Regions from separate parts of the Homo sapiens genome. Here region 2 is linked to region 1. Evidence: chromatin loops called from intact Hi-C (ENCODE). Cell type or tissue: MCF 10A. All regions are shown on one strand. Each heading gives the region's core, and the rest is flanking DNA. Links, peaks and the distances in the headings are about the cores only. Region 1 has its middle 25 kb from the start of LINC01504. Region 2 has its middle 70 kb from the start of ALDH1A1.

Evidence for each region. Peaks named below come from ENCODE experiments on the same cell type or tissue, not always from the same donor. Only the 100,000 strongest peaks of a DNase experiment are listed, where the experiment ranks them.
Region 2: it touches region 1 in a loop (7-fold over the local background); 21 of 110 quality-filtered maps call a loop at or near these places.

The regions. Positions count from the first base shown.
Region 1 is chr9:72,272,339-72,287,950 of GRCh38, reverse strand. It overlaps the pseudogene LOC100289320. Among named protein-coding and RNA genes, the nearest start is that of LINC01504, 25 kb to the left of the region's middle. In MCF 10A, for the core only: a CTCF peak has its summit at 6,845 (motif pointing left); a DNase peak (open chromatin) is centred at 6,840.
Region 2 is chr9:73,015,170-73,030,781 of GRCh38, reverse strand. No RefSeq gene overlaps it. Among named protein-coding and RNA genes, the nearest start is that of ALDH1A1, 70 kb to the right of the region's middle. In MCF 10A, for the core only: a CTCF peak has its summit at 7,641 (motif pointing right); a DNase peak (open chromatin) is centred at 7,631.

The sequences.
Region 1 (15,612 bases), core at 3,675-11,674:
CCCTGTAGTGGGATTGCTGGATTGAATGGCAGTTTTATTTTCAGTTCTTTGAGAAATCTCTGTATAGTTTTCCACAGAGGTTATATTAATTTACGTTTCCACCAAAAGTGCACAAGTGTTCCCTTTTTTCCACATCCTCACCAACATCTGTTATTTTTCACATGGCATTTTAGATAATTATAAATTATTAGAGCTAGAAGGTATCTGCAAGATTATTAAATTAAATATAATTCTTTCCCAAGCTTACCCCCAACATGTCACCTCCATTTTACAGATGAAGAAACGGAGCCTGTTAAAATAAGTTAAATACATAAGATTTTTAGCTAGGAATTAGCAAAGTAAGGCTATCATCCCCATCTTTTGATTCTGATCACTGTTCTGTCTGCTTCAATGTAACTACCTCCTTTCCACATGGTGATTCTGCAATAATATATCTTGCTAAGCTCTTCAGGGCTACTTAATCTGATATCCTTGAATTTCCCAAAATGATGTGCATGTATTGTAGGTCTTGCCTATATGAGTAAGGCCTTCCCTCTCTAAACATTCATTCATTCATTCATTCATTCAACAAATATGTATCAAAGACTCCATGTCCAGTCCTCAACAAAACACTAGCAAACCCAAACCAAATCAGCAACATATACAAATATACACCATGACATGTGATTTTTTTCCATGAATGTTCAACATCTGAAAATCAGTCATGTAATAATCTATATTAATAGAATACAGGACAAAAATTACATGATCATCAGAGTAGATATGGAAAAAAATTTGATGAAATTCAACAGTATTTAATAATGAAAGCATTCAACAAACTAGAAATAGAAGGGAACTTCTTAAACCTGACAAAAGACATCTATGAAAAACTTCAATTAATATCATACCCAAAGGTGAAAGACTAGCTGCTCCATCCTAAGACCAGGAACACACAAGGATGTCTTCTCTCACCACTTCTGTTCAGCAATGTACTTTCAGTTCTAGCCAGAGCAATTATGCAAGAAAAAAAAAAGGCATCCAGATAGGAAAGGAAGAAATAAAACTGTCTCCATTTGCAGATGACATGATGTTGTATGTAAAAAATGATAAGGAATCCACACACACACACGCATACACACACACACACAAACTGTTAGAACTAATCAACAAGTTCAATAAGGTTGCAAGATGTACAATCATTGTACAAGATACACTTATATTTCTGTACATTAGCAATGAACAATATGCAAAAGAAATTTAAAGAATAATTCCATTTATAATAGCACCAAAAAGAATAAAATACATAGCCATAAATTTAACAAAAGAAGGGCAAGACTTGTACACTGAAAACTAGAAAGTACTATTGTCATGTGGTGTTGCTGATATAGTGGTGAGCATAGCTGCCTTTTAAAACCTTGCTAAAAGAAATGAAAGAAGATGGAAATAAATGAAAACACATCTCAAGTTCACAAATTAGAAGACTTAATATTGTTAAGATAAAAATATTTTCCAAATTGACATACAGATTCAATGCAATCCCTATCAAAATTCCAGCTGCCTTTTTTGCAGAAATCGACAAAGTGATCCTAAAATTCATACAGAAATTCAAAGAACTCACAATAGCCAAAACAATCTTGAAAAAGAACAAAGCCAGAGAACTCAGATGTCACAGTTTCAAAACCTACTAGAAAGCTGTAGTAATGTAGATAGTATGGTCCTGGCATAAAGGTAGACAGAAAAATGAATAGAATAGGATTAAGAGTTTAGAAATACTCTCACATTTGTAGTCAATTGATTGTCAACAGGGGTGCAAGGCCATTCAGTGGTACTGGGACAACAACTGGTACTGAGACCACTGGGTAGCCATATGCAGAAGAGTGAAGTTGGACTTCTACGCCATATAAAAAAATTAACTCATAATGTATCATAGACTGAAATGAAAGTGCTAAAACTATAAAAGCATAAAAAGAAAACAGAAGTAAATCCTTGTAACCTTGGATTAGGCAGTGGTTTCTTGGACACAAAACCAAAAGCACAAGTTATTAAATAAATAAATAAACAAAATGGACTTCATCAAAATTAATTTTTTTTTTTTTTGCTCTGTTACCCAGGTTGGAGTGCAGTGGCACAATCTCGGCTCACTGCAGTCTCTGCCTCCCGAGTAGGGAATCAAGGGATTCTCCTGCCTCAGCCTCCAGAGTGGCTGTGATTACAGGAACCTGCCACCACGCCCAGCTAATTTTTGTATTTTTAGTAGAGATGGGGTTTTGCCATATTTGCCAGGCTGGTCTCGACCTCCTAACCTTAGCCTCAGCCTCCCAAAGTGCTGGGATTACAGGCATGAGCCACCACGCCTGGCCAAAATTAAAATTTTTGTGCTTCGAAGGACACCATCAAAAATGTGAAAAGACAACCAACATGGTAAGAAAAAATATTTGCAAATAATATGTCTGATAAGAGATTTGTATAGAATATATACAGAATACTTACAATTCAACAATAGGACTGATAAATCACTAATTTTAAAATAGGCAAAGGCCAGATTTCCTCTAAACTCTGCACGTGGTGATTTGGGACCACACATTGGAAATTCACAGTTATATCTTGAGGAACTTCAACTTTAACCTCCTGTTACACACATAGGTCTGAAATACAATTGTGGAAAATGTCATATTCTTCCCATGGGACTGTTAGACGCCAGACAAGTCAGGGTATTTACCTTCTCAGGGTAAGATGGGCAAGAGAAGGAGTGAAAAAATAATGAATAGGAAAGGTCATCCTTGAATTAGGACTATATTTGAAGGAATAGTTGATAATTTCCTGAAAATTAAAAAGGTTTTGTCAACACAAGGTACACATAAACTGCTGGAGAGCTGGGAATGGGAATAGGGTACTGCCACCTTTTCTGAGATTCAGTTCTGAGTCTATAATCTTAGCACTTTGGGAGGCTGAGGTAGGAGGATCATTTGAGGCCAAGAGTTCAAGACCAACTTGGTCAACATAGTGAGACCCCATCTCCACAAAAAATAAAAAGTTAGTGTGGTGGTGCACACATTTAGTCCTAGCTACTCAGGAGGCTGAGATGGGAGGATCACTTGAGCCCAGGAGTTTAAGGCTGCAGTGAGCTATGATCATGCCACTGCACTCCAGCCTGGGTGACAGAGAGAGACTCTATCTCTAAAATAAAACAAAATAGGCAAAGGATTTCAACATAAATTTCTCTGAAAAAATGATAAGCAAATGGCCAATAAGTACATGAAAAGATGCTCAATATCATTGGTCATTAAAGAAATACAAATCAAAACCACCAAGAGATACCACTTCACATCCCTAGGATGACTATAATTAAAAAAAAAAAAAAGCCCAGTGGCTCATGTCTGTAATCCCAGCACTTTTGGGAGGCTGAGCCAGGCAGATCACCTGGCGTTAACAGTGACCTTGAGCAGCATTGGTAGTGGTTTTGGCAGCATCGCTGGGAGTGCAGCCTTCTGAATTTCTGCTCAGCAGAACCAGCAGGTCCCACAGCAGCAGCAGTCCCATCTCTAGCAGTTGAACACCAAGTGTGGGGTTATGAGCTCCAGCTCACAGCTTCATCATCACTTTCCTTCTTTTGCTCCTTCAGCCTTTTCCCTTTGGAGCCAATGTGCTGCATTAAGTCCCTCTCTCTTGACATCTCTACAGCAGTGTCTATTTTTCTGACCAGACACTCTACAATACACTTCCTTTTTAAACTATAAGTTTCAGCCTAAAGCAGGACCAGATGACATCTGGGGAAAAGCAAAGTTAAATCAAGTTCAACATTTTAATTTGTTTTGGAGTAGATATTCTAATTTATGAATTAACTATGTTTGCCTTGTAAAGTGACAGTAGGTCTCGATGTTGTGTAAGAGTGAGCTGTTAAGTCATGGGCCTACCAAGGGCTAGGAAAATCACCTTTATGGAATAATTTTACAGGAATAGTGGGAGGCTACTTTAAAATTGTGTTTTGATTGTGTCATGAGCCATGCTTTTGTAACATACTGTTTATATATGTAGACATGTGTGTTGAAGAAGTGGTCTGTCTTAATGATCAAAGTGAGAGAGCAGAGTCTAAGAGTGTGTAGTCACCAGGCTCTAAGATGGCCCCCAATGGCCTCTTTGTATTCATGAGCTTGTAAAATGCCCTCCCATATTGAATAGGGCTGACTTGTGTAATTGATAGGATATTCTGGGGGGAAAAATACACTGCAGCTTCTGCCTTGCTCTCTTGTGGATCCCTGGCTCTGAAGAAGGTCAGCTGCCTCATCATGAAGACTTTCAAGTAGGTTACGGAGATGTCCATTTGATAACAAAGTGAGGCCTCCTGCCAATCGTCATGTGAGTGAGATCCTCCAGCTTCTGTAGAGACAATGACAGCCCTGGCAAACATCTTAAAGAGATCTCGAACCAAAATCACCCAGCTAAGTTCCCCTTGGATTCCCGATCCACAGATAGTATGTGAGATAATAAATGATTATTGTTTTAGGTCTCTGAATTTTGAGCTAATTTGTTATGCAGCAGTAGCTAACTAATACAGGATAAGAGAAGAGAGGCATTGGCTCTAGGTATAGGAGACAGAGCAGAGCACACAAGGATTAGGTCCTGGCCCTGCCACATGGTGGCTATTGATCCGATTCACATCTATACAAACTGGTAAATTGAGTGTACCTGGTGAGCCCTATGGGATAGCCTGCTGTAAGTGATAATGTCAAGGGAGACCTTGATGCACTCTAGACAAGTAGAGAGGTGGATCAAGCTTATATCGGAGACTATCTTCAGAGTCCTTCTGCTACTTTGTAACTCCTCCCTGACTCCCAAGAGACATTTCGACTTACCCTCTCCTGGTGTACTGCTGCTCCTCCTTTCTTTATCTAGCTTGATAAACCACTTCACATCAACACACTCTGAGAGTTGGCTGTGAGCAAGGCCCTCAAAGATCAACAAACCACTATTCCTCTCCTGAAAGAGCCTTCCATTTATAGACTACTTTGTGTTGGGAATATATTGCATTTGCCTCTAAACTCAAAGTTAGAGGTTAATTGCAGTCTCTTTCAGCGGGACCTGAGATTCTGCATCTCCAGGAAGCTCCCAGGTGATGTTGCTCCTCCTGGTCCTGAGACCACACTATGAGTACAAGGAACTAAGGGACTCTGCAGGTGTAGGAATAAAAGATAGAACAGGGTACCCAACAAATGCATGCACTCTCAGGATGAAGGGAATTCAGTGACTCAAATCAAACTGCGTGTATAGATTCTGGTTCAACTTAGGTCCAAGATTTGTCACAGCCACCATGAATAAAACCTGCAGCATGACTTGGTCTTGTGTGTCCCTTGCCTGGGAGGCTTTCACAGAGAAATAGGTAGGATAACAAGGGGGCAAAAAAAGTTCCATTTTGTTCAGTGCATAGATCAAATATTCCAGGTTGGAAAGGACTTTCAAAGTCTTCTTCAGTCACCTAACCTGTGGTTGAATCACCCCCATGTCATCCCTACCAAGTCATTGTTCAAGCTGTGTTCAGATACTTGCAGTGATGATAAACTCACCCTTCCCAAGACAGTCCATTTCTTGTTTGGGCAGCTGTGATTGCAGAAAATTCTGTAGAACAAATAACATTGTTTTGTCTCCAAGTTACCAATGACTTTCTGAATGTTACCTTTAGAGTCATTTAAAACACATTTGTAGGCCTTTATATATTGAAAGATGGCTCCCTAATCTGTATCAAATTTTCCTTTCTACAGGTTAAATATCACCAGTTTCTTTACCTGATGCTGCTTTGTCATGCAGCTTGGTCTCAGATGATTCTTAGATGGTCCCAATGAACATATTCCAGTGTTTTCATTGGAAAGAAGAGACTCTAGATGAAGCGGGGATACAAGCAAAATTTAAAGGCAATTTTCTAGCCATAATGAGAGATATGTGTTTAAAATTCAGGATACTGAGTTCTAGAGGGTTCTAGCCACATTGGGTGAGGGCCATGCTTACTCTACACTCCCACGAAGTATACTTAGCTTTAGGCTCCTTTTACCTGAAATATGTAGGCCCAGGTGACCTCTTCTCTCAGGTAACTGTTTCTCAAAACCATGTCCTCAGAACACCTGGATTAGAATCACCTGGGGTCCTCTTAGAAATGCTGATTCATGAGTCTCACCTTAGTCCTATGAAATCAACAGCTTTTGTGGTAGGGACAGCGGAAGCTACTTTATTTTTTCTTGAGACAGAGGCTCGCTCTGTCCCCCAGGCTGGCGTGCAGTGGCGAGATCTCGGCTCATTGCAAGCTCCACTTCCCAGGTTCCGTCATTCTCCTGCCTCAGCCTCCCCAGTAGCTGGGACTACAGACGCCCGCCACCACGCCCGGCTAATTTTTTGTATTTTTAGTAGAGACGGGGTTTCACCGTGTTAGCCAGGATGGTCTGGATCTCCTGACCTTGTGATCTGCCCGCCTCGGCCTCCCAAAGTGCTGGGATTACAGGCAAGAGCCACGCGCCCGGCCAGAAGTTACATTTAAACAAACTGCCCAGGTGGTTCTGCTGAATATGAAGGGGGAGAACCATGGTTCTAGCCTGTACTCTCGGATCTCTGCTTGTCTTGCTCTTTATTGCACCAACTGAATGGGAATAATAGGAAAGCTCAACAAAGAAAAATGTCAACTGCTTCAGGAATTCTAAGAGGGAGAGCGAGGAACAGAAAAAGAAGGAGAACAAAAAGGAGGAGGAAAAGAAAAACTTTCATTCCTTTTCTTATAACCCAAGATCCCCCTTCCCTAATGTTGTAGCTCCTGCAGGTACTTAAAATTTGGCCTCAGCTGCAGCAGCCTGCGGGTGTTGGCGTAAAGGACCTCGCGCTCCCTCTAGAGGCCGACAGTAATAAGGGCAGGGAGAACTGAAGGGTAGTTGAAAGTGAGGTGAAAAGAGACGCTTGTTAACTAACTCCCTTGGCATCATTCACTCTACAGTCTTCTAGCACATCAGTTCTCAAAGTGTGGCCTGGGGAACCCAAAGAAGGGTCCACAAAGTCAAAACTATTTTCATGATAATATAAAAATTTGCCTTTTTTATTCTCATTATGAATATAGAGATTTCCAGAGGCCACATGACATGCTGCACTCCCAACAGATGGAATATAGAAGCAGATATGAGAATCCAAGCTTTTTTTTTATTAAACCAGGCATTAAAGTTATTTAAAAACAATGTAGCTGAGCGCGGTGGCTCATGCCTGTAATCCCAGCACTTTGGGAGGCCAAGGAGGGTGGATCATTTGAGGTCAGGAGTTCGAGACCAGCCTGACCACATGGTGAAACCCCGTCTCTACTAAAAACACACAAAAAATTAGCCGTGCATGGTAGTGCATGCCTGTAGTTCCAGCTACTCAGGAGGCTGAGGCAGGAGAATAGCTTGAACCTGGGAGGTGGAGGTTGCAGTGAGCCAAGATCACACCACTACACTCCAGCCTGGGTGACAGAGTAAGACTCTGTCACAAAAAATAAATAAATAAATAAAAAATAACAGAAAAAAAAGCTGCTGTTCTAGTTTTTTGAAAATATAGCTATTTCTCATTTTTAAAAAATGTTATTTATATTAACATATAATAGGTTTGTTATTACTTTTAAGTGAATGAATTAAACTTTTTGTTTTAACTTCTAATACAGTAAATATCTAAATATAATCGACATGAACAAAAACTCTGGGCTCCTCAATAATTTATTTTTTTGAGACGGAGTCTCTGTCGCCCAGGCTGGAGTGCAGTGGTGTGATCTTGGCTCACTGCAAGCTCCACCTCCCGGGTTCACGCCATTCTCCTGCCTCAGCCTCCCAAGTAGCTGGGACTATAGGCGCCTGCCACCACACCTGGCTAATTTCTTTGTATTTTTAGTAGAGATGGGGTTTCACCATGTTAGTCAGGATGGTCTCGATCTTCTGACCTTATGATTCACCCGCCTCAGCCTCCCAAAGTGCTGGGATTACAGGCGTGAGCCACCGCACCCGGCTCCTCAATAATTTTTAAGAGAGGTGAGGGGTTCTAAGTTTAAAAAGTCTGAGAATCACTGTCTTCAAACTTGGCTGCCCATTGGAATCAACATAGGAAGCTTGAAAAAAATACTGGTGCCTGGATTCCACGCCCAGAGATCCCTATATAATTGTTCTGGTGTTTAGCCAGGGTATTGAGAAGTTTTTAAGCTCTCAGGTGGTTCTAATGAGCAGCCAAGGCTAAGAACCACAGCGCTCGTCTAAGGATATTATGGATGTCAAAACAAACACGGCCATGGCTAAGGATGGAGAAAGCAAATATGGTCCATAACAGCAAATACAGACAGAAGAGCAGGAAAGAGTGGACTATCATGTTACCCCAAAAGTACAACAGGACAAAGGAGATATTTTGTAGCTCTAGTAATCAGACAAAAAGTTTTTCTCCTGCCAAGGATGTTGGATTTATTCATACACCACTGCTTCACCAGCTGGGGAAAAGGAAACTAGGTTAAAATGCCACCTAGGTGAGGATTTGAGCAGTTTGGGAGACATAAAGTAATAAAATCTGTCCACACAGCCAGACCTCAAACATAGGAATCAAACCAAAGAAATATGCAGAATGCTCTTCTGGTTCCAAAGAGTCCTGGTGAAAGCTAGGGGTGTGGGTTAGGGAGGGAGATTCAGACCCATCAGGAAACCCACCAGGGTGTGAGGGACACAGGTGAATTTTTATAGCCTCCAGCCTCTCTCAGAGGATCAATTCTTAGCATGACAAGCAGGTGCCAGGGGTGGAGGAAGTAGAGCTAAGTCCTTGGGCTTCAACTGGGTCCAGAGCTACGAAAGTGAAAGGGGTGATGATCAGACAACAGCTTTCAAACTGAAAGAGCTATCAAGCTTTCAGATAACCTGCTGCCCTTCAAAAACTTAAATGTTGCATTAGGATTTTCTACTCAGATGTTACGCCCAGATTAGGCTTTGAAACTAAACATTCAATTCAGTTAAACAATCAGCTGTACACTAATTTACAATCATGGCAGCTACTATGAAGATGGTCTGTCTCTGGGTGGAAAGAAGATAAAAGAAAAGAGAAGCTCATAACAATAGTGATAACTAATATTTATTGAGTATTTACTATACCAGGTAATGTATTAAGAACTTTATATGCAGTCTGGGCACAGTGGCTCATGCCTGTAATCCCAGCACTTTGGGAGGCCGAGGCGGGAGGATCATGAGCTCAGGAGATAGAGACTATACTGGTCAACATGGGGAAACCCCGTCTCTACTAAAAATACAAAAATTAGCTAGGCGTGGTGTTGCGTGCCTGTAATCCCAGCTGAGGCAGGAGAATCGCTTGAACCTGGGAGGCAGAGGTTGCAGTGAGCCGAGATTGCACTGCTGCACTCCAGCCTGGTGACAGAGCGAGACACCATCTCAAAAAAAAAAAAAAAAGAACTTTATATGCGTTATCTCATTTAATCCTCTCAAGAACTTGGTGGCTAGGAAATTGAGGCTAGGTGGCAGCTTGCCTACAAGATGACCACAAAGAATCTTGTTTCCCTGGAATTCACACCTTCACATAGCCTCTTCCACATTGAATCAGGTCTGGTCTGTGTGATCAATGGTATATGAAAGAAGTGACAGTGTGTGACTTCCAAGGCCACATCATAAAATGCATTGTGTATTCCATTTTTATCTCTTGGATCACTTGTTTTGGAGGAAGCTGGCCGCTGTATTGCTAGGACAATCAAACAGCCCTGTGGAGAGGCTCATGTGGAGAGGAGCTGAGGCCTAAGGCCAAAAGCCAACATTAACTTGCTAGCCACATTAGTGAGTCACCTTAGAGAGGGATCCCCCAGCCTCAGACAAGCCTTCAGATGATCACAGCCCCTGCAAACATCTAACAGCTACCTATGAAAAACCTAGAGCCATAACTGCCCAGACAAGCTGCTCCCAAATTCCTGACCCACAAGAACTTTTTTCTTTTTCAGCGTTCCTGAGAGAACTGAGCCCACACTGCCCATGGCAGTAACCCTGATAATGTACCCTTCCTTATATTGATTTTCTCCTTCCCTGCTCATTCTTCCAGTTCCCTTTCTCCTGTTTCCTGGGATCGCCTCCCATGTTCTACACCTGAGTTCTTTTCTCAGGCTCTGTTTTTGGGGAGAACCCAAACTAACACAAACATCATGAGAAGTGTGCCTTTTTAACAGATTCAGATGATCTCCTGCTAAAAGCGTATTAAACAAGGAGTTTAAATTTAGAGAACGAGTTCATCCCTATAAGGTTTTGTTGTTGTTGCTGTTTTTCCTGGCTACCAAGAAAATAGATTTAGAGATTCCTGAAAACTTCACCCAAATTGATACGCATGACTCAGTTTGATTTCATCGGTGTTTGTTACAATTTTCTTTTTTCTTTTTCTTTTTGTTTTTTAGAGACAGGGTGTCACTATGTTGCCCAGGTTGGTCATGAACTCTTAAACTCAAGCGATCCTCCAATCTCAGCCTCCTGAGTCACTGAGATTGCAGGCACAGACCACTGAACTTGTCTTTTATTGGCAATTTTCAACCATGAGTTTTTCCCACCTGCAGATTCTGACCTTGGAACTTTATTGTTAATAAAATTTCTCCCAACTTCAAGGGCAGCTGCCCTGACAATTGGGCTTTTGGCCAGCATGGCCTGTCTAGTCTTCCTGGAGTAAATTTTGACCAGAAACCAGAAATAATCAAGCTTTTAAAGAACAATTTCTAAAGAAAGACTGGCTATTTATTGACTCTTTTCTTGGGTCACCATAAAATCTTTCTTTGACTCTTAGCCAAGTCATGAATATTCTCTTGACGTCCTTGGTATCCCAGTTTTGGTCTGTGTAAAATATTACTGAACATAAAGATTTCCAGGGGAAGCTGTTGAAAATCATATTAAGATACACATAGCCGGCCCTACTTAAAAGCTGGATTGCATTGAGTAAAGTGAGCACAGATACTTTCCAACAGTCTGTCTCCAAAGGTTCTCACTAAGTTGACTTGAAATCAGTAATTGGGGGTGCAGTTATAAGAAACAGTTATTAGAAACAGTTATTCCTAGGGTGATCAATTCATTGTGGTTTGCCTGCGCCCCTTCCCAGTTCTAGTACTAAAATTTCCGTGTCCCCAAATACCCTCAGTCCTGGGAAACCAAGACAGTTGATGACACTACATATTTCTGATGGTTATGTTTCCAGAAGCCTAATTAATCCTTGATATAGCTGAAATTTAGTCCTGGATCATGGTTAAGATAAGATAGGTACTGTGGTAAGTTTGTAAATTTCAGGACTGATTAAGGAAAAGATGAGATGGCAATATTGCACAACAAGCTTATTTGATAGTGCTGTGACAAGGTTGCATAAGAAAGAAAGGGTGTTCTTCCTACCAAGAGCTGATCTAGAGAGAGCTGCAGGCATGGGGCCACCACCTGGAAGGGAAGAGGGAAAGAGAGCACTGAGTGGAGAGGGAAATGGGAGAGGAGGTACACGGGTCTAGGCAGTGTCACTCAGCAGCAAGGTGGGGAGCCTCTGGGTCAGAGTTCTGAAGAGCAGCAGGTCTGTTGGGGTTTTTAGTAGCTACAGAATGTATCTTATATATGGTTAACAGGTGTTGGGTGCAGTTTTGTGGGGTGTGCAAAGAAGTCAGGCTCTAATGGTCTAAAAATAGGCTTATTGGGGCTATATTTAAAGTAATATGTGTAAAAATTTGAATTGGTGCTGGCAGGCTTCGAGTTCATGGTCCTAGCCTGCTGCGAAGAAGTTCAACACATGAGGACCAAGAAACAGGGCCCATCTTTGACCCATTTACATCACATATGCATTCAGATTCCTTTTTGTTTGTTTATTTGTTTGTTTCCAGTTTCCAAAGGCTTTATTGGTAAATATTCTTTAGAAAAGAATGATCAATCCTGTTGCTTCCAAGTCAATGGAATGAAGAACCATGTCCAGGGACACTCCAAGCAGTGCTGAAGAAGACCGCTGCTGTGTCCACCTCTTGTTCATAGGCCCAGTCATAAGCACAAGACTTGTAATCAACCAGCTCTTCAGGTTAAGTTTTTCCCACCCACAGACTCTGACCTTGGAAATATGTAGTGCCATCAACTGTCTTGGTTTCCCAGGGCTGAGGGTATTTGGGGACATGGAGCCATAAACCATAGGCTGATTTATTTTTCAGCACTTTTTACTGAGTCACTGCCATGAATGATGTCCCTGCCAACCTGAATGCAGAAGTCCCCGCCACTGGTGCCTGGCTTAGAATCCGTTGGATTGGTCTCCCAAGCATCACTCGGCCTGTCTCCACTACACTCAGTCCCTCCTCCATGGCCATGAGTTCATGTACTTCACCAGCCCAGGGAGGAATGGACAGTCTTTCAGGTCAGGGTAGAGCTGCTTCAGGTGTTCCTCAGAGGCCCAAAGGTGGAATCCCTTCAGCTCAAAGTGCCTCATGACATTGCCCAGCAGGCCCCACCGCACACCGTGTGGCTTCATGGAGATAAAGGTGCGCTCGAGGTTGGACATGGTCTGGGAAGCTGATGGGGCAGGCAGTGGCTGCACTGCAGGAGCTGAGAGCTGCAGTGACCTGCACCCAGATTTCCTATCATGAGCATTAGAACACATATCTCTCCTGCTTCAGCCTTGCCAGTAAGAACAAGAACTCTCCTCTGCAGATAGCCCCTGCCTCACTCCTTCCCATTCTTGTGCTTCCTTCTTCATATACCAGTGATGAATTTCCCATGACTTGGGGAGAAAAATCCAACTGGAAGTGGAAGGAGATAGTAGTGGTGGTGGTGGAGGGGGTGGTGCGGGGTAGAGGAAGAGTTAGTGATGAATCATGAATACTTAGGTAATATAATGGGACAGGCTTGGGCAGGAAGAAACACTGGGGCAGGACAGTTCATGTGAAGAAAAAAAATGTTGTTCTGGGAGATGCAGGTCAGAGCAGGGCCGTTAAGTCAAAACCACCGGCACTGTAGAGATGAATATTGTAACCAGCTTTTATTTTAATTCAGGCTGTCCCCACATCCAACCCCCCTTTTTTAATTTGCAAGAATCCTCCACCTTGTGTGGTGTCCGTGGGATGTGGTACCTCAACTCTTACCAAAGAATATCAGGATGAAGTCTTCCTCCTTCACGCCCATCATGGAGGTGGGAGCACATGACCCAAGCTGGTTAATCCAATGCCCAGGGACCAGAGTTGAAGGGCAGTTAGCATCTTTCACCGTGTACCACATGGTTATGGTACCCAGCGATAGAAGAGGCATTCAGTACTGGCACGTCCTCTGGAAGTGGAGAGCTGATTTTGGATAGCCCTGGTCAGTTGCTGTTACTTGCATCAAACAGTCCTGATTACATCATGACCTCTCTTTGATCCAGAAGCTGTAAATTTCTACATGCCTTCAGGCAAACTCAGCTCTGTCTTCAAATAAAATAGAGGCAAATCAGATAGCTTTTTTCCCCTTAAAGACAAATTCCTTCCAAGGATTATCAATATATTTATTAATCTCTTCTCTTTATGGGCAGAAAAAAAGTCCCCATGAATTTAAAATGTGAAAATATATTTATTGACTTAAAGATATAATAATTTTAGGGAAGCAAAATAGTTGTGTTCAATTATTTTCACAGCAAGATGCCTGTAAAATGTATATAATTGGATTGATTGGCACTGTTAATGACTCTTCAGATATGTACAAATCTAGTCATACGCTCTAAAATTTGCAGAGACAAATCAATTTAATATGCTTTATTCACTTTCTAAGTTTAACATTGGGATATATTGTGATTGAATAAAACATTCAGATGTGCTCTAATTTACATTTTGCCCACAAAATAATTCCCAATTCTGCTTCATTCATACCATTGTTTAGTATTGTGGTTGTGTTCATCATTTCTTAGCAAGGAGAACATAAGTTTCATCTATTACCAGCTGAATGATTTGACTCAAAAGGCAATTAAAAATCACACTCTTGGGAGGCCAAGGCAGGTAGATCATGAGGTCAGGAGATCGAGACCATCCTGGCTAACACAGTGAAACCCCATCTCTACTACTGAAACTACACACACACACACACACACACACACACACACACACACACACACACACAGAGAATTAGCCGGGCATGGTGGCATGTGCCTGTATTCCCAGCTATTCGGGAGACTGAGGCAGGAAAATTGCTTGAACCCCGGAGGCGGAGGTTGCAGCAAGCCAAGATCACGCCACTGCACTCCAGCCTGGGCGACAGAGCGAGACTCCATCTCAAAAAAAAAAAAAAAATCACATTCAACCTAGACAGTGTTACCAGTTGAGCCACAGGTCAAGCCCAGGTTTAATGTAAAAGAGGACCACACTGGGAGTAGGCATGAAAACTGAGAGTCATGGTCCATTGGACACCATCTTTGAATGACTCACTTGGCCGCCTGCTTTTTATTTTCTCTATAAAATGGATTAACTATTGCCTGACTGTCAATCACTATCACTTTCAAGATATCTTCACTTAATAACAGGTTGTTATGAGGATTAAATAAAGCTTGGGAAAATTCTAGTGACTGCTCCCTATGGATGAACAGAGATAGACTTAAACTTGAAATGATACAAATCTAGTGAGCATAGAAAAATTCTGGATCCGAAGACTTCAGTGGGTTAAAAGGATGGACTTACTTTAGGAACATGCAATTCAATAGAGGTAGAAGAAAACTCCAACAGTTGGATCTATAAATACTAATGAAAAAATTGATGAGTAGATGAATGACTTAAGAGACCAATGTGGAAAAGAATGAAAGGTTTAAGTAGATAATAAAACAGTGAGATATGAAGAACTAAAAATACTTCATCCAGATTTTTTTAAATGCTTCAGTGGGACATAGTAGTTTTCTTCAAATATGTGAAGACTTTCATAAGCAGACATGGTAGACTTGCTCTTGAAAGGCGTATCAGCGGGTTAGAGGTGAAAGTCTGCAAGAACAATTCTGGCTACTCAAGAGATTTTCCAACTTGGCAAGAATGGAAAGAACCTTGGGACATAGTCTTGAGCTGCCCATCACTCTCAGGGCTTAAACGAGATTGAATATTCATTGCTGAAAATGTCAAAAAAGGGATTCAAAGATCAGTCAGCTGGCCAAGCAAGGTGATCTTTAGAGTGCCCTTCCAAACCTGAGATTCTAGATTTCCAAGCCTTGACTCTTAACATCTGTCATGGAACCATTATAGCACCATCTGCCCAATTTCCCCGCTGATGATTTCACCTGACTATGTAATCCTGGAAGAGGGGTGATGCCCATTAACTTGTAGTTGGTTTATATAAGCTAGAGCAAGCTGTGTGGTTTGAATCATGTATGTGTCCATAGGAATCTAAAATAATTGGCCAACTGTAAGCAGTGTTGTTGAATTTCATATTTGGTGAATATGTAAAATGCTTTGAATTACATTGAAACTTCCTAAGTTAACTTTAATATGTTCATGGACATTCATTATTTTCTCGTATTTCCACAAGTTAGAGATAGCTTTCCAATGGACAAATCTTTGCCTTTTATCTTAAGGAGCTGAGGTGATTCAAGCAAGCCATTTGGAAGTTCATAATTTTGTGGTTTTTTCCTTGTAAAATTGTCTTCACGAAGGAATTAAGTAAGCAATATTTG
Region 2 (15,612 bases), core at 3,920-11,919, 740 kb before region 1:
CAAGGACACGGAGAAACTGGAACTTTTGTTCATTCCTGATGGGACGTAAAACAATGCAGCTGCTGTGGAAAACAGTATGGTGGTTCCTCAAAAACTAAAACATTGAATTACATATAATTGACTAGACTCTCTCTGACCTAACTTTAGTTAGTCTCTCTTCAGCCCTCTTTTTAACTAGCTCTCATCTTTGGGGCCCTGTATTAGGCCTGCCTAGTCCAACTACAGCAAGAGTCCTGCTAAGTCTCTTTAGAGACAATCCCCCACCCTTGATATCTGATCACCCTTGGGATCTGATCAAGTTCTTCATCCCCCACATTTGATATCAGATCACCACAGTCTGGCTTCAGCAAGAATTCTGTTAAGTCAGGTGAGAAAGAACCACCTTACCTTCATGTGTCCTCTTAGTAATTTTCTGTCCACTGACTCAGTCACTCTGCTGATTGTCTCTGGACACCCAGCTGTCCTTGCTGTATTCTCTCTCCCCTAAGGCGATAGTCTTGCCACCTATCGCAACAGTCCAAAGTTTTCTTTACCATTTTCATAAGTTTCAGAACGATTTTTTTCTTTAACATGATCCAACAATTTTACTTCTGGGCATGTATCTTAAAGAATTGAAAACAGGATTTGAACAGATAATTTGTACACCCATGTTCAGCCAATCTGAATGCCTACTGAAGGATAAATGGATAAACAAAATATGGTATCCGTAAGCCATGAAACATTATTCGATCTTCAAAAGGAAGAAAATTCTGACACATGCTACAACATAAATGAAACTTCAAAATCCTATGCTAAGTGAAAAAGCCAATCACAGGACCAATATTGTATGATTCTGCTTATATAAGGTCTCTAGAGTAGTCAAATTCATGGAGACAAAAAGTAGAATGATAGTTGCCAGAAGCTGGGTGCGGGGGCAAATGGGAAATTATTGTTTAATGGGTACAGAGCTTCAGTTTGAGAAAATGAAAAAAGTTCTGGAGATGGGTGGTGATGCCTATATAACAATGTGAGTGTACTTCATGCCACTTTAATGCCACTGCCCTGTATACTTAAAAAATATTAAAATGGCACATTTTATGTTAAGTATACATTACCAGAATTTGAAAATGACTGAAACTCTCAACTGAAAAAAATTCTGCACACATTGGGCTTCCTTTCCAGTTTATAACATCATAATACAGTTCCATGTTACATATTATATGTTTCTCATTCAGCTGTTGCTGTGGAATAACTAGAGAAACTGGGCATGTGGTTAAACTTCTTTTCCAAGCATCTCCTCTTGTTGATTGCAAAAACATTTCTTTTTAGCTTAATCCTTTATTCATGTATTACTGCTAAACATTTTAGAGCTGAGTAAACCAAGACTCTTTTTTAATCCTTTATTTTAAAATGGCAGCATTAGAATATTTGAAATTTTCTTAAATGAATATAAAAGTCGCTCTTCTTTTATAAAGACAATTTTAAAGAATACTTGACCTGAGGAGTGCTTACTGTTACTACACTAATAAGTCTGGATTTTACTTGAAAATACAGTGAATTGGTTTAGAAGGCTGGAAACAAACTGAAGAACACATCTAATTCGTCTGTTCTAAGAAGGACTCACTCATTTTAGGAAAAGATGGTCCATTATGATTTTATTTTTTCTAAGACTCTAATTAGAGCCTATTCTACTTCTTAATAATACTATTCCAGTTTCAAATTGCCCATGTTTAACCATGTGCTCTTAATAAAATTTATGCTTTTTATTCTTCCTACTTAGGAAATAATACAGTCTGTTAACATAAAACATGTTTCCATAAACGAAATTTGCTTATATCTGCTAGAGGAATCGTGTTTTTTTGTAAAGAAGAAGTAGGTTCACTAAATTTGTGATTTCCACTAACATATTAATGTTTTGAAGTAAGCAGGGGTAAACTTTTTCTCAGTTAAAGAGAATCATTATCAGTACATGAAAATGTAAAGGAGGGGGGAAAGCTTAAATCCTGAAAATCCTCCAATAGCCTGCTGTCCACCTAGTTAGCTATTTGGTGAAACTAAGAGTGCACATGAAGACTCTCCAAAGACAGTTACTCTTGTGTTAAAAATTTTAAAGTGGTGATTAAGAAGTCTATTTTTTTATTTTGAAGAAATTGTTCCATTAAAAATGAAGGACCTCTTTGAGTTACATTTGGAGGAGAAACTATAAGCCCATGGTAAAAGGCTGCAAAGGGTGAAACTGCCACTGGAGGTTTAACTGTGTTGAAATTTTTATTGAAATTTTTATTGGAATTTTAGATTTTTTATGTTAGTACTCTGCTTACAAAGAAGAGTATGTTTTTAACGGCCTGCCTCTTGCCGTGTTTCCCCACCCCTACCACCAATAAGCCCTTCAGTGCACCTTTTCACAAAACTTTAGAATTCTCAGCATTGCATACATTATCTCATTTAATCCTTAGTAAGAGCTTTTTATGTTCAGTATAATTATGCCTTTTTTTTTTTTTTTTTTTTTAATGAGATAGAGTCTCACTCTGTCTCCCAGGCTGAAGTGCAGTGGCGCAATCTCGGCTCACTGCAAACTCTGCCTCCCGGGTTCAAGCAATTCTTCTGCCTCAGCCTCCCGAGTAGGCCATTTTTTTAAAGAACAGTTGACTGTGGTCCAATGGTATATTTGCAAGAATATATTCATCAAACGTTTTCCCCAAATGGTAACATTTCATTTCACCTTAGCTTTATCATTTTCTTTCTCTAAATTTTTACAGGTAAGTAACAGACATGCCACCCTGTTACCTCTATTTCAGAGTATATTTCCAAAAAATGAAAAAATTCTCTTATATAACCATAGTATAATTATTAAAATCAGAAAATTAACATTGATAAAATAATATTGTTTTCTTTAATTTGCCTAATAATATTCTTTATAGCAGAAGCACGTTGCATTTAGTCGTCGTGTTTCTATAAACTCCTTCAATCTAGAATAGTTTTGCAAGTTAGCCTTTGTCTCTCATAACCTTCACACTTCAGAAGAGTACAGGCTAATTCTTTGTTAGGCTGTCGTTAAATATGGCTTTGTCTGTTGTTTCTTCATGACTAGGTTCAGGTTGTGCATTTTTGTCAGAAAAACCAAATGGAAGTAGGTAGCTCTACACAGTTGCACAGCCAATTAAAGTTGGGGCCAGGATTTGAATTTCAGCAGGAATCCCAAGACTACATTCTCAACCTCCACTCATAACATCACAAACAATTACTAATTTCTCCTAAGGTATCTTTAACAAAGTTAATGGTTTCTGTAAATATCACTGAAGGTTTGCTCTAGCCTCTGCCACATGATAGAATGTAAGAGCAGGGAAATCAAATGACATCATAGTGTAAACCCATTATAGAATCCACATGTTTATTATCTATTACGTGGGAAATGCAATTCAAAAATTTGGACTGATGGAAAACTTTATCTAAATCTATTTTGTATGTCTTGTGTCACCAATTATATGGTCCCTCACTTGCTTATTTGGCTTCTGTCTTGGTTTCTGTCTTAAAGACTTGTTACATAATATGAAAATATCAGTTTTACTCTATAGTATTTCAATTTACATTTTCTAAAGAACATAATATAAACCGAATCAAATTCCAGAAATTCAACTCCTGAAAGCTTTGTGCATAGGTGGCAATTTCTATATAATACCCTGCTTTCCTAATTATTTCAAAATTCAACAGGTTAGCTAAGTAGATTTAAAAAATAGTAGCATGAGCCAACATTAATCATAAGAGCCCTAAAGAGAGACCTGTGTATTTTCAAATTCTATGTGCCTTGGGCTACTTTTTCTAATGTCACCATTACCATGCAAATTGAAACTTAAAGCAATAATCACTTAATACTGTAAATTATTTTTGATGTTTTGGTCATGAGTATCCTTTTCCTTTTTTTCTTTTTTCTTTTTTTTTCTTTACTTGAGACAGGATTTCATTTTGTCACACAGGCTGGAGTGCAGTGGTGCGATCATAGCTCACTGCAGCTTTGAACTCCTGGGCTCATGCAATCTTCCCAACTCAGCCTTCTGAGTAGCTAGGACTACAGGTGTGCACCACTACATCCAGCTTTTTTTTTTTAATTTTTATTTTTTTGTAGAGATGGAATCTCACTTTGCTGCCCAGGCTGAGTCTCAAATTCCTGGCTTCAAGTGATACTCCTGCCTCAGCCTCCCCGAAGTGCTGGGGTTACGGCCGCGAGCCACCACATGCAGCCATGCATATCTTTAAATGCAAACATGTTCTACAAATAGAAACATAAATTTACACCGGATATCCTCCATCATAAAATTTCAGTTTGTGTATTCTTAAAATATTATGATTGACTTGACTGGTAAAAGTAAGAAGTTCCTGAAAATAAGCACAGCATCTTGATATAAAGTGGTATTGCATCAAAAAGAATAAATAAGGAAATTATCCAATTCTGACTATAACTTCATAGTATAAGAATCATACTGTATCTCAGATCCTACTGTACACTTTCTGGACCTCATCCTGGAAAATCCATGGTGCCCATTGAGAAGAAGTAAGGACTGATATACAGTGACATGTGTCCGTTTTATTTAGTCCACTGTTTTCAAAGAGGAGGGTTTGACTCATTATAAGGTCATGATAAGTGCCTTTAAAAACCAAAATAAAACAATGGAAAATATCTCAAGGTGTCATATATAGTAAATGTAAATATTAACGTAAAATTTGGTTTTAGTGTGTGTGTATACACCTAAGTGTGTGTCTGCTCTTGTGTACACTATGGAAAGGGAAAATAATTTTTTTTACTATGACATAATCCAGAGAAATTGAAAGCCACTGGTTTAATAAGTTTTCATTTCAAACTGATTCTTTGCAGCTATTTCCTACAAGAAACAAATGTGATATATTTTATTATTCATTCATTGTCTCTCTTTTCTATCCATATTATGTATTTTTAGGGCCATTTTCACCATCCTCCCACCCCAGGCAATACACACAGATAGAAAAATGCTTCACTAGGAATGGTCTTCCCTATGCCCAACTTTCTCATTAATATTAAAGCAGTTTCAGCCAACATAGTAGTTATTTATTTCAGCTCTTAGAGTTCTTCCTTCCATTGGTAATGGCCCTAAATCTTTTCCTATCTGATGAAATTTCCCTGAACAAAACATCGATGTTTCTAATTTGATCACCATTATATACTGAGTTCCTACCAGGTAGTATAGGCTGTATTTGTTAAATAAATAAATGAGTAAAGACGTACTAATAAGAATGATCCTACCTACCAGTATACCAGACTTTCCTAAAATGTCCCTTGCTACTAAATTGTTAAATGTTAAATCTGATTCTCACGGGACTAAAAGCATTCTCCCCTTAGATTGTCTAATTTAAGAGGTAAGGTAGAGAAAAGGCTGTCTTCCTGATTGCAAATATGTTAGGATGGGCTGCACGTTAAATCTGGCTAACAAACATGTTTTGTTTTGGCCCACACATTTTAATTAATATCCTATATTTTGGTATTAGAAATTGTCTCATAAAATTCGGCTTGTTTTGAAAGATCCTAAGGTCTGACAGTAGGTCCACAGTTGGCTGGAGACAGGGTGGCTGATTTATTTAGAAAAAACGTGTGTGAATCTTCCCTTTTTGTTTGTCTCTACTACTAAGTTGTGAGTTCCTTATAATCCTCATATCATTTTTATTATGCAGAACTCAAGATATATGTGTGGGATGAATGCATAAATAATGAATGGGCCAGAATTCGGTTTTCAGGACAGTTTTCAAGATGGCTTAAATAGGCATAGGGTTTATTTTTCTGTCTTCTTTCTCGCTGCATCTAGAGTTTGTCCCACAGAAATCTTATCTAAACTCATGACTTTAACTATCATCCCTACCATAAGGCAAAATCTCCAACTCTGCCCTGTCACCCGGACTCTAATCAGATATCTCTAACTGTCCCTCAACTCAGACTTTCTGAGTCAAAAGTTTAATCTGTTATCTCACCAAAACATGCTTCCCAACTGACTGCCCCTATATAGATATAGGGGCATATATGTACGTATATTGTTTTGAGGCAGAGTCCCACTCTGTGGCCTAGGCTAGAATGTAGTGGCGCGATCTCAGCTCACTGCAACCTCTGCCTCCCAGATTCAAGCAATTCTCCTGTCTCAGCCTCCCGAATAGCTGGGATTACAGGGGCCAGCCACCATGCCCGGCTAATTTTTTTTTTTTTTTTTTGTATTTTTAGTACAAACAACGTTTCCACATGTTGGCCAGGCTGGTTTTGAACTCCTGACCTCAAATGATCCTCCTGCCTTGGCCTCCCAAATTGCTAGGATTACAGGCGTGATGTCACCACACCAGGCTGCCCCAATGTTTTTCACCACTGTCACCGTCCTCCCATGCATATAATCTTGAAGCCTCAGCAATTTGAGATTCTTCTTTCTTCCTCATCAGCCACATTCAGTGAGTTATCAAGTCTAGTTTATTCATTCTTCAAAATATTGAATGTCTCTTTTTTATCCTCATTTCCTTCCTCTCTCCAAGAGCAAGTTTTACCATCTTGATAAACAGACAATTGTTCTTCCTGCCTCAAGCCTCTTGTTTTTCAATACAGATTTATTTATAATATTAACAAATATTTATCAAATGCCCACCATTTATTTATCAAATATCCTATCTTAGAAGTTAGGGATACAACAGTAAACACAAGCAACAGAGCCCCTACCCTCATGAAACTTACAGCCAGTTAGTGATACAAGCAAACAGAAAACACATATATAATAATATAATGTCAGGTAGTAATAAATTATATGAAAAAAGCAGAGTAAGGGAATAGGGAATGATGGACTAGAGAGGTACAACTTTACTTTTTAATAATAACACCTCTTTTAAACATTTAAATTTACATGTACTTAAGAGAAATTTATAGCATACATTTTCCCAGATTAAACTTCCTGAAACATTTGGCCATATGCCACTTCTCTATTCATCTATACAATCATTCATCTATAAAATAAATGGGATAAAATCCAAAGCACTTAGTGCAAGGTTGTTTAATCTGGCCCTAGGTACTCTTTCTTGCTTTTAGTTTATACAGATAAAACTCTAACAATATTGACTATTTTCCTGCTTATTATGCTTTTCTACATGATTCATTAAAAGCCTCTCTCCTCTGGCGATTCTTCTCTAACAATAATAATCTCTCTGTTCTAAGTCATTCAGTATGGTACGGAATCTACTTGTAATTAACTGTCTCCTTGTGGCTATTTCATATTTTATCTTTCCAGCTGAGTGACACACTTTTGAAAAATGACTGTTTGATATTACCTTGTACTATTCTCAGTACTGACTCTTCTCAAACTTACAAAATTGTTGACATTAACTTAACACATATTTGTTAAGTAGGTGTTGACTAACCAATTACATGTGTTGACCACAGTCAGCCTTTGTGGTCTCTCTAGCCACAACCTAACATCCTCTATCCTTTTCTTTTGGTGACATTAAGCCTATATCTGGGATAGAATCATTACTTGAGTTGCCTACGTATGCCATTTATTTCCCGCTTCAAAGCAGCGTGTCACTATAACTCAAACAGATCTTGTATCACTGCGTTAGAATGAAATACTTTTTTTAACAGGATGCCAGCTTTTCACACTTGCCGCAAGGGGGAGCAGCAGTTCTTTTCCAGGAAGCGGAATGACGCCATAGTTTCATTCCCCAGCAATTACCCAAACATTTAATTCTCCCCCATATGATTTCCATACATCTTTGTGTTTTTTTCTCCTGCATGTATTTACCACAACTAAAGGGACAGTCCCTCTTCACTTTAAACATAAATTTTTATTTTAGTTCACTTGATTTTATCCCTCTAACCACTTATACTTGAATTTCTACTCCGGTTCTTAATTTCTTTATTTTAAATTGAGCTCAATATCTAAAATGGCGCCAGTACTTTTTGGGAAATATTTATTGTTGGAGGCAATCATTGAAGAAGATATCAGAACAAGTAATTTACCAATGAATATCTGACATGCACAACAGATAACATATATTTTTGTTACTCAGCTTGCCCATAGTGTTGAGTGAAGGTAGGTATTTAACACTTGCCAAATAGGAAATGTTCTTAATGAAAACTAGGAATTCCAATACTGTATATATATATACCATTCTAGAGCTAGCAGGACTATTAGAAAAAATCTGGACCAACGTCTTCTAGTTTACAAATAAGGACAGTAAGTCCCAGAAGGTCAAATGACTAAGTTAGTTCAAGGGCTCATTCTGTTCCAATGGTCTTTCTATTAAGTTCCACTGTCTCTCTTGTGATATTAATTATAGAAACCGGCCTGTAGTTTCAACATACAGCTAAAATAGTTATTTCCAAAGGTCTGCCAATATTATGCTAAGGATTTTTATAAAAATGTTGTTTTGGGTTCTGAATACTACAAAACATCTTGTGCTCACACAGTGCTAAATATTACCTTGCAATTGTTACAGTTAACCAAGCAGTTCTGTATGTGCCAATTTGGAGGCTTAGGTGGGGTGAAAAAAAACAAGTTAAATAAAAATAGTAGCAAGAGAAATATTGAAAATATTAGTACCACATAGTATGATTTTCCTTATGTTAAAAAAGCTATATAAATGTGTAAATGCATGAATAAAGTTCTGTAAAGCTATACGGTGGGAACTGTGAATTATGATACTCTGGAGAGAGAGAGGGAGAAGGTGAAATGCCTTCTAGAAGGTGCAAAAATTGGCCCCATGGGATTCACTCCAGTCAGTGGGTCACATCAACACTCCCAGAAGCTAGACCACTGTCTGAGCTACTATACGGCCACTGTCATGAAGATGTTTTAGAATAAGGTATTGATGGAGATGGAGAGAAGTGGCTGGTACTAAGTTCTGAATACCACACAGTATTCTGATGCTGTGTCTACCTTCATAATGTTTGAGTTTTAACAACAAATATGCATACATTTTGAGTTTATGAACAACTAGAAGGCAAAAATCAAAATTATAAAAGAAAATTCCCCATTAGCATTACTAACAAAAGATATTACTTATATAAAAGGCTGTTTAACTTTATAACAAGATATCTATTATTTTCCCACTGAAAATATAGTCAATCAGTGATTAACCAGCACAGTAGTAAGAGCTCAAAATTCAGCTCTATAGTAGCTCTGTAATGGAATAATAGCTAAGTAAGAGTGGAACTGTTTTGCAGCCGTACTTAAAAAAGTCTTATAAGATATTTCCTAGTAGATCAATTACATTATACCTGCTATTCACCACAGTGAATATTCTCAAGAGATAAAGGTATTTAGGCTTTATTATTGTTGGTTAAGTTCAGGCTGTGGAGGTTTTCTCTTTCCACGAACACTTGGCTCATGACAATGGCCAAGCCCTGGAATGCTACTTCTAGGCAGCCATGTATAGATTTCTTATAATATTTTTATGTCCATTAATATACCATCATCTTTGCTTATTAAAAATGTAATTATATTAATTATTTTCTTTTATATAAACTGAACTCCATAGTTTCTCCTTTCTAAAATTAGAATGTAACAAAATAATTTTGAACTCAAATACCTATTCTTTGTTCTTTATATGATTTCGGTTTATTTTATTAAAGGGAAACCTTTAGCCACTCAATTTCCCCTACCACAATGCCTCACATTGCCGTAAAGGAAATGGTATTTCAGTCTCCATTCCCTAACACAGAACAGTATCAGAACAAACACTTCTGGCTCCTCCCTCTGCCTTGCCGTTTCTCCCTTGGATAGAGAAATAGCTTGCCTGTTTGGTAAATTCAGTGAGAATCTGGCATTCACTGGTGATAGCTTCCTATATTGGGGGAGATAATTGGTGTTGAAGTTCTTGTTCATGAATAGCCCTGAATCTTGTCTATTTCTTTTTCTCTTGGAGTGGTCCATCATCAGTGGAATATGTTTTCCTCCTCCAGCTCTTCTGTGTCCATCTGATACCTGCCTGTAGAGCACTCCTGCCTTTCTCTAGTTTCTCTGCTTTATGTTGGGGGAGATCGAATCCCAAAGAGAAGAAGTCTTCATATCTAATGTTTTCAGAATAATTCTGATCCTGGACTTTCATCTTTATTTATCTCTTAGGGTTGGTTCTAAATTTTTTAATAACCCGCAGGAGAAGATGTATATGTAATTAGAATTCTTTAAATGCCAGAATTGTATATCCAACTTTCTAATATATATCTTCTCTTGGATATTTAAAAGTAACTTCAAAATTGGTACATCCAAATTTAACTCATAATCTCCTCCCCAGAGTGAAAATCAATAAGCAATACACTGGTCCTCCTTCAACCATCCCCTAACTCAGTGGATGATATTGCTTTCTCTCTGGTTGCATGAGCCAGAAATCACAAGTCTTCTCTGACCTCTTTTCTCCTTCATTTCACATATCCAATTAATCACTAAATGTTTTATTTTTCCTCTTAAACAAACCTCAAGCCAGCCACATTTCTCCATCACTACCACAACACCTTATTCTAAAACACCTTCATGACAGTGGCCATAGTAGCTCTAATGGTGGTCTGGCTCTTAGGAGTGTGGGTGTGACTCCCTGGCTGGGGTGAAACCCATGGGGCCATGCAGGGAAAGAGTCATTGGCCCAGCCATGATACACAACATGAAACTGGACAATTAAGGACTCATAAATTGAACAAAGATTACAAATTGGAGGTTAAAAGAATTACAAAAGGATATGAATTATTTGTATGCCAAAATATTAGATAATCTAAATTAAATAAATAAATTCCTAGAAACGTACAAGCAATTAAGCCTGTATCATGAAGAAAAAGAAAATTTGAACAGACCTATGACTAGTAAAGAGATTGAATCAATAATCAGAATTCTCCCCACAAAGAAAAGCCTAGCACTAGATGTCTTCACTGGTGCATTCTACCATACATTTAAAGAATAATTAACACCAGTTCTCTTCAAATGTTTCCAGAAATTGAAGAGGAGGGAACACTTCAAAGTCATTATATGAGGCTAGCATTATCCAAATAACAAAGCCACACAAAGACACTATAAGAAAACTACAGATTAATATCCCTGATGAACATTGGTGCAGAAATCCTCAACATAATGTTAGCAAACTGAATTCAATTGTGTAGGTAAAGGATCGTGCACTGCAATGATTTGGTTTGTTTGTCCCCTCCAAATCTCAGGTTGAAATTTAAGCCCCAATGTTGGAGGTGAATCCTAGTTGGGAGGTCTTTGGGTCATGGGGCTGGATTCTTCATGAATGGCTTAATGCCGTCTTTGTGGTAATGAGTGAATTCTTGCTCTGCTAGTTCCCACAAGAGCTGGTTGCTAAGAAGAGCCTGATAACTCTTTCTCCTCTCTCTCTCTCTTGCCTCCTTTCTGGCCATGTGAGCTCTGCACATGCTGGCTTCCCTTCACCTTTTTCTATGAGTGAAAGCAGCCTGAACCCCTCATCAGAAACAGATGCTGGCACTATGCTTCTTACACAGCCTACCAAACCCTGAGCCAAATTTTGTTTATAAATTACCTAGCCTTAAATATCCCTTTATAGCAACACAAATGGACTAAGAGATATACCATGACCAATTAGAATTTATCCCTGGAATGGAACAATATTTCAATATATAAAAATCAAACAATGCAATCCACCACATGAATGGAATGACAGACAAAAATTTACTGATCATCTCAATTCCTATAGAAAATGTACTTGACAAGATTCAACAAGATTTTATTAAAAATAAAAAACTATGCAATAAACTAGGAATAAAAGCAAACTACCTCAACATAATAAAATTCATATATAAAAAGCCTATAGCCAGTGTTATACTTACTGGTGGAAGACTGAAGATTTTTCCTCCAAGATCAGAAAGAAGACAAGAATGCCCACTTTGCCACTTCTGTTTAACATAGTGCTGGAAGGCCTAGCCAGAGCAATTAAGCAAGAAAAAGAAATCAAAGGCAACCAACTGGAAAGGAAAAAGTAAAGTTATCTCTGTTCACTGATATGATTTTGCTGTAGAAAACCCTAAAGATTCCACCAAAAAGAAACTGTTAGAACTAATGAATGAAATCAGCTCAGTGGCAGGATACAAAATCAACATGCAAAAATTAGTTGTGTTTCTATACACTAACAAAGAACAACCTGAAAAGGAAATTTTAAAAATTCCGTTTACAATAGCATCAAAAAAAAAAAAAAAAGAAATACTTAGGACAAAACCTAACAACGAGGTGAAAGACTTGACTTGTATGCCGAAAGCCACAAAATGTTGCTGAAAAGAAGTTAAAGAGGACACAAATAAATGGAAAGACAGCTCATGTTCATGGATTGGAATATTTGATATTTAAGATGTCAATACTACCAAAAGTCATCCATAGGTTTAGTGTAATCTCTATCAAAATCCCAATGGTATTATTTGCATACATAGGAAAATCCATCCTGAAATTCATTTGAGATTGAAGGGACCTAAATAGACAAAGCAATATTGAAAAGAAAAAGGTTGAAGATCTCACACTTCTTGCTTTCACAACTTATTACAAAGCTATAGTAATCAAAACAGTATGGTACTATTTAGCATAAGACAGATATATAAGCCAATGGAATCAAATAGAGAGTCCAGAAATAAACTGTTGAATATATAGTCAAATGATTTTAGACCAGCATGCCAGGACAATTCAATGAGGAAAGGACAGTCTTTTCAGCAAATGGTGTTGGAATATTCACATGCAAAAGAATGAACTTGGATCCTTACATTATATCATATGTCAAAATTCAAAATGGATCAAAGGACCTAAATGGGAGAGTTAAAAACATAAAATTCTTAAAAGGAAGCATAGTGGAAAACTTTATGAGATTGGATTTGTTAATGATTTCTTGTGTATGACATGAAAATTTCAGGGTACAAAAGAAAAAATTGATAAATTGTACTATGTTATTCTTAACTTCTGCGTGTCAAAGGGCACTGTCAACAGAGTGAAAAAGTAACCTACAGAATGAGAGAAAATATTTGCAAATCATATATCTGACAAGTGGTAAATATCAAAAATACACAAAGTACTCGTACACCTCAACATAAAAAAAAACCCAATTAAAAAATGAGCAGAGGAACTGAAGACATTTATTCAAAGAAGATACACAAGTGGCCAATAAACATATGAAAATGCTCAACATCACTAATCATTAGTGCAATGCAAATCAAAACCACAGTGAGATACCACCTAATACATCTTCATCTCTCATCTGAACTACTGCCTCATTGCTTCATAATCAATCTACTAATTGTTCAATGAGTTCACCACATTATAACAAGAGGCATCATTTCCACACAAATGATGGCATTCTATTACTTTTTCACAAAGACAAAACTCCTAGCACAACCTGTAACAGGGATCAACAAACTTTCTCTAAAAACGATAAATATATTAGGTTGTGGTGAGCCTTATGGTCTCTGTTGCAACTGTTCAACACAGCTATCATAACAAAAAAGCATCCAGAGGCAATAGGCAAACAAATAGGTTTTATTAAACAATGAAAATGGCTCTTAGCAGAGAGGAGAGCTGGAGAGGGGACAGGATGGGCAGGTCATCTTCCCCCGAAGTCAGGTCATCTCTTCCATAGTCCACTGCCTCTTCCCTGAAGTTTGGCCATCTCTTCCCCAAATTCCAGTTGTCTCCTTGAAGTCCAGGCATCTCCCCCTTTATTTACTGAGTCTGGGCTCTTTATAGGCACAGGATGGGGGTGGGGTGGGCCATAGGTAGTTTTGGAAAAGGCAACATTCAGTTGGTAAAAGGACATTATTCAGAAAAAATCAATCAGGAGAGGGCGAGCAAATAGGAATAGAAGTTCTAACTTTTGGCCAGTTTTTTTTGTGTTTGTTTTTTTTTTGGTTTAAAGCTAGGATTTCACTGGACAGCCACCCCTGTCTGCCTAGAATTTCTCTTCCTCCTACCTCTATTAACATATTGTAAACAAGAAGCTACAGCTAAAGGCTAGATGGATTATAAATTAATCATTTGAGTGCTACAAAATAATATGAGCAGTATTATGCTGACTTTTGGTATAAAGTATATAACACAAATATGTGTATATATATAATAGAGGGTATCTATATGGATGTTTAATTTTGTCAGATGCCTTTAGAGATGATTATATAATTTATCTTCTTACATTTATTAATATTTATCCCAATAATGAAGCACTTTTGCATTCCGAGAGTAAACCAAATCTCATTGGGATATATTAATGGTGTAAGATTCTATTAGCTAATATTTTATTTAAGATGTTGACATCAATATTAATGTGTTATTATCCTATAATTTATTTTTTCAATTATTAATTTTAAAAATCATCATTAATCTTTTTTCATAAAACAAATTTGGACATTTTTATTTCTTTTCTATGCTCTGAAGCTATTTAAATACCACTAGTATTTTCTTTTCATTAAGGTTGGTGAAATTTTCCTGTAAGCATTGTTTTTGCTGCATCTTATAAATTCTGGCATATAATGTCTTAATTATTATTGTTTTTAGCAATGCTGAAATTTTGTTTGTACTTCCCTTTTGACTCAATAATTATTTGATGGAAATGCTTATTTCCAAGTGGAAATTAATTGATCCTTTCTAATTAGTTGAACTGTGTTCAGGGAATATTATTTGCATTGTCTATTCTTTGGAATGTAATGAGGTCTTTTATGTGATCTAATAGAAGACCAATTTGGGTGAATGTTTTCATAAATACTTAAAAATCAGATATATTTGTTATTATTGAGGTACCTATCTTATCTTTAATATAAATTGTAGACTTCTTAGCATTATAGTGTTTTCTTCTTAATCTTGTTAAATTATTTTTAGGTGGAATTATACCTTGCAGTGTTATCAATCTAGTAGTGTTATCAACAATGTGACTTTTTAATATATTTTCCTGGAAACATATTGTCCATACTTTCATTTTAAACTTTCTGTATTACTTTTTTAAAGCCATACTTCACATTACAATGTGGAGTTTTGTTTCTGTTTTGTGAACCAATCTAAATATTTGCATTTAGTAAGTTAAAAACAAGCCATTTACATATTGCTATAACATATATTTTAACTGGATTCTACCATTTTATATTATATTGACTATAAACATATATATGATATGTTTTTTTTGCTCATTTTTGGCAGTTCTGGTATTTTGGAAGATTTTCATTTTCTTTCTTTTCTTTATGTTTTGAAGCTTTTTATTTTTTTGTCTTTAGGTCACATTTCCAAAAAAGGACTTCTCTAACCTAGCTGGGACATTCTATGCCATGACTCTCAATCATTTATTCCTTTTATGTTTTCTCATATTATAATAAGTATCTGAAGTTACCTCATTGGTTATTGATTTAATAATTTATTGGTTCTGGCTGGACGAGGTGGCTTACGCCTATAATCCCAGCACTTTGGGAGGTCAAGGCAGGCGGATCATGAGGTCAGGAGTTCAAGACCAGCCTGGCCAACATAGTGAAACCCCGTCTCTACTGAAAATACAAAAACTTAGCCGGGCGTGGTGGTGGGAATGTAATTCCAGCTACTAGGAAGACTGAGGCAGGAGAATTGCTTGAACCTGGGAGGTGGAGGTTGCAGTGAGCAGAGATCGTGC